Linked DNA regions of Homo sapiens: region 1 is linked to region 2. Evidence: chromatin loops called from intact Hi-C (ENCODE). Cell type or tissue: Calu3. All regions are shown on one strand.

Region 1 (2,500 bases), 50 kb before region 2:
GGTGGCACACACCTGTAATCCCAGCTACTCGGGAGGCTGAGGCAGAGGATCATTTGAACATGGGAGGTGGAGGTTGCAGTGAGCCGAGATCACATCACTGCACTCCAGCCTGGGTGACAGAGTGAGACTCCATCTCAAAAAATAAATAAACAAAAATAATAAAATAAAATAAAATACACCACTGAGTTTTACCCATACTATCTGATTTTTGAAAAATGAGTAGAGGCCGAGCACTGTGACTCACACGTGTTATCCCAGCACTTTAGGAGGCTGAGGCAGGAGGATCACTTGAGCCCACAAGTTCAAGATCAACCTGGGCAACATAGTGAGACCTCCATCTCCATTAAAAAATTTCTTAAAAGGTGGAAAACAGAAAAGTGGACCTACAGATGGAAATTATGGAAAAGGTGTTTGCTCCCACCCCTAAGACAGCTGAGGCTGAGACGAGTTAAGAGGGGCTCTCATCCGCCCATGTTGGATGAGAGTTAGCTGTGAGTTAGTTCTCTGGTGGAAAACAAAGAACAACAGCAACAATAAAAGAACAAATAAAACAATGTGTCTATCTAAAGTATTTTGGGATACAGTTATACAATGCCTGGGATTTGCTTTAAAATATTCCAGCAAAGAAACAAAAAGTACATAGAGGGACCAAGATTTGTCATGAGTTGCTAATTGTTGAAGCTAGGGGTGGGTACATGAGGGGTGTTTGTTTGTTTGTTTATCTGTTTGTTTTCTGAGACGAAGTCTTGCTCTGTCACCCAGGCTAGAGTGCAGTGGTGCAATCTCAGCTCACTGCAACCTCCACCTCCCAGGTTCAAGCGACTCTCCTGCCTCAGCCTCCCGAGTAGCTGGGATTACAGGCGCATGCCACCATGCCCGGCTAATTTTTGAATTTTTAGCAGAGATGGGGTTTCACCATGTTAGCCATGGCTGATCTCAAACTCCTGACCTCAAGTGATCTGCCCACCTCGGCCCTCAAAGTGCCGGGATTACAAGCGTCAGCCACCGCACCCAGCCATGTGTCAATTTTCTTAAGTTAATTGATTGATTCATAATCAAGAAAAGTCTTCAAATGGTTATTGTTGGCTGTTCCTTTCTTTTCCCTGTAGTATTCTTTTGCTGTTTTTGAACTTGTTTTGTCTGCCAAGGGAGCAGGTATCTTTAGTGGACAAGGGGTACCAGTCATAAAAGATTAAGAGACAATTATGGAAGAGTAAATGTTAAATAGAATGAATTTTGGTCATTAGCCTAATCCCAGACCTCCCCCGATCCCATCCACTCCCTGACTTGAAAAACCTCCGTTGGATTTCCCTGGCCACCTCCTGGGCCTGGTTGCCAGAGGCGTTTTCTGACGCAATGCCTAGCACGCCCTCTGGTGGCTACTGGCAGAAGTGCATAGGTCCGTGCTGTCTTTCTGAGCTCACAGAAGCCAAGTTTTAGAGCTTCCACTAGAGGTCACAAACTGGTTGCTCTACAGGCTGAATGCGACCTATAGATGTGCTATCTATAAAGCATGAATATAGGGACCAGGTTCTTAATATGTTACCAGCATTTAAAAATCTAGATATTTTACGTACAAATCCAGATTTCTGGCTTCTTTGGAAAGCCAAGTCTGACAATGACAGGCAGAGACCCGCACTCTCCAGTTACCCGTCTGGCCTCTGTGGTTTATGTTCAGTTTCTCCAGCACACAATCCCTGTAGTGGGCGGAATAATAAGTCCCAAATATTTGTGTCCGCCAGGAACCTTGGAATGTGACCTTATTTTAGAAATAAGATCTTTACAGATGTAATTAGTAAATCACCTGAAGATAAAATCATACTGGATTTGGGGTGGGCCCTAAATCCAACAATTTATGTCTCTATAGGAAGAGGGAGAATACCAGCTGGGTGCAGTGGCTCACATCTGTTATCCCAATGCTTTGGGAGGCCGAGGAAGGAGGATTGCTTGAGGCCAGGAGTTTGGGATGAGCTTGGGCAGCATAGCAAGACCCAGTCTCTACAGAAATTTTTAAAAATTAACCAGGCTTGGTGGCTCACACCTGTAGTCCTAGCTGCTCAGGAGGTTGAGGCAGGAGGGTCACTTGAGCCCAGGAATTTGAGGTTACAGTGAGCTATGATCATACCGCTGCACTCCAGCCTGGGCCACAGAATGAGACCCTGTCTCAAAAAAAAAAAAAAAAAAAAGAAGAAGAAAGAAAAAGAAGAAGAAGGAGGACAAGAAGAAGGATAAGGAGAAAGAGGAGAAGAAGAAGAATGAGGAAGACGAGGAAGATAGACAGGCACAGAGGAGAAGGCCATATGGAAATGGAGACAGCCTAGAGTGAGGCATCTGCAGGTCCAGGAATGCAAGGATGGCTGGCAAACACAGAAGCTGGGGACAGGCCTGGCACAGATCCTCCCCAAGAACTTCAAGAAGGAGCCAACCCCACTGACACCTTGAGTTTGAACTTTTGGCTGCCAGAACTGTGGAAGAATAAATTTGTGTTGTTTTAAACCAC
Region 2 (2,500 bases):
CTGTTTAATGGGTACAGTTTCCATTTTACAAGCTGAGAAGCCTATGGAGATGGACGGCGGTGACGGCCACACAGCATTATGAATGTATTAACAGTTAACGTTACTGAACTGTGCACTTAAAAATGGTGAAGACAGTATGTTTTATGAGTATTTTACGACAATTTAAAAATTAAAAGAAAAAAAACCAGAACACACTAAGGGTTATAGGCACAAATTCTCCTTATGCCCACCACCATCTCAGCTGGTAGTATGACGGGTGTAGACACCATTAGAGGCAATGGTGAATCTATGGGGAACCACCCAGGAAAGTCACCATCCAAATGTCCACATCCCTGCTTGGCAATTAAAACGAAGACACTTTTCTTCAGCACCTGGTGAAGATGTTTAGTTTCTAGTGCTTTCCAAGATCCACCTCAGGAGAAGTCAATTTGTCCACAGGAAGCGTAGTTTCCAAAGCTGTCTACGGTGAACCTCTGAGAGATGTGAATTGAATTCAGCTTTAGGGAGCCAAAGTAGAAGTTCTCAAACAACTGAAAAGGAAGAATAAAAACCCAGAATGAATATTTAAAGTATAGATGAAAATATTAAACATCAGATTATCTTGTAAAAACACCAAACCACAACAATCCCAACAAATCTCTCATGCTTTTTCTTTTCAGTGTTTACTCTGAATAATGATCCAGGAGAGGAGGGATGGGGGTGGGAGTGAGAAAAGAACAGCCAGCTCTTCTCTCTGATTAATTCTAAAGTCTCCCCTGACAAATGCACCAGAGAAAGAGGTTCTGAAAAGTCAAATCCGAAATTCATCTACTGACCAGATATGACCAAGAACTTATAGCAAACGCCCCATGGCCACACCCTGACTCACAGAGTCTGACCAGGCTGCTTCTGACTTCCAGTGACTGACCATGCAGGGATCTCGGCTTTGTTGCACCAGGGTTAAATTTGACGTAACATATATCTAATCAACGCCATTTGTTAGGAGCGCTGACTAAAATAAATAGAAGATAAGGCTCCTGACTCACAAGTGATTCAGACAAACCACTGAGGGACACAGAGCATGCACACACACACAGAACAACCCAAGGGACACTTCTACTGCCAACAGAACAAGTACAAGTGATTACTTATCAAATACCTTTATTAGACTTGGATTCAAGCCAGCGACCTAAAATAAATACTTTTTGCTATGATCCTGTACTTTACAAAAGCTTTCAAAAGTGTGTCAGAGTGAGGGATGAACCATACATACTCCAAGAGGGACTGGACTTTGTGATTACCACATTTATAAGGCAGGACCCAAAATGACATCAGAATTCATCCCAGGAAAATGCAGCCATAGTGCCTGAATAAGGAGCGTCAAAGAGTAAAGAGCGTACCTTCCTCTGTTAGGATGTAGGAATTGCTCTTTCTTAAAATGTCAGTACAATCCCAAGAAAGCCTTGGTTGTTTTTTAGAGATAGGGTCTCTCGCTTTGTTGCCCAGGCTGGAGTGCCTTGGATTGCAGTAGTGCAATCATGGCCTCAACTCCTAAACTCAGGCAATCCTCCCATCTCAGCCTCCCAAAGCACGGAGATTACAGGCATTAGCCACCATACCTGGCCCCAAGAAAGGCTTGTGACACATGTCCCCAACGATGCCTGAGGGGACCTTTGCACATGGACAAGTGACTGTCTTTTCACTTATTTTTATACAACCTCCACAAACATGGACCTTGGCCACCATTGCTTTTCCTCTTCCTGCAATTAATGGCCTAGCAAAATGCCTGAGGGTTCATTAAAGGCTAACTTTATAAAGCCCAGTAAATATTGATTCTTCAACATGACATCAACTTGACCCCAAAGATCTATTTAGAGGTTGTATGCTGCATTGTCTTGTGTTTCAGAAAGGTGATCAGCTCCTGCCTGCATTGATTTACACAATTAACTTCTCTTCCTGGCTTTGGCAGCCTGCTTAAACCATATCCACCCTTTTATGTAAAGAAATTCAGCCTGAAATGGTTATCTGCTAATCCCTTTGCTGAACACTAATTTGAAGTGAAAGACACGTCACTAAGACTGACAGATTTATAGCTCTGCAAACTGAAGCCTTCTAGGTACAGAAAAGCTATAACCAAAGAAGCAATAAAAGACAATACAAAAGAAAACTAAAAGGAAACTCATAATACTTTCAACAAGTTACTTTTTAAGGATTGGCAGCCTGTGAGTGCTACCTTCTTCTCTTTGTGCCCATGTTTTCAAGTAGTGGGGAGGCCACAGTGAGAAGCTGCAAGTGACCGACCCATGACTTCACTTCACCTTATGCAGATGGCCTACAGACAGCATGAATCTGCCAGGGATATTCTCCTACTCCAGGTTTAAGGAAATAGCAAATGTAGCAATCATGAAGTTAGCTGGGATGTGACTGCAATGCAATAACAGAAGAATTGAGAGAGATAACTAAACATAAATTCTCACATCCACTAAGGCAAGAGCAGGCTGTGGAAAGAGTGCTGGATTCT

Evidence for each region. Hi-C counts contacts between places; a loop is a spot of excess contacts. Peaks named below come from ENCODE experiments on the same cell type or tissue, not always from the same donor. Only the 100,000 strongest peaks of a DNase experiment are listed, where the experiment ranks them.
Region 1: a loop joins it to region 2, with 2.2 times the contacts of the local background. A loop is called at or near these places in 14 of 110 quality-filtered maps.

The regions. Positions count from the first base shown.
Region 1 is chr10:72,047,323-72,049,822 of GRCh38, forward strand. No RefSeq gene overlaps it. Among named protein-coding and RNA genes, the nearest start is that of SPOCK2, 40 kb to the right of the region's middle. In Calu3, a CTCF peak has its summit at 1,373 (motif pointing left); a DNase peak (open chromatin) is centred at 1,369.
Region 2 is chr10:72,096,921-72,099,420 of GRCh38, forward strand. ASCC1 (activating signal cointegrator 1 complex subunit 1) reads right to left here. Exons shown (of 10, transcript NM_001198800.3): 10 at 1-530. The coding sequence ends at 414. Among named protein-coding and RNA genes, the nearest start is that of SPOCK2, 9.6 kb to the left of the region's middle. In Calu3, no CTCF peak of the experiment used is centred here; DNase peaks (open chromatin) are centred at 1,031, 1,641 and 2,261.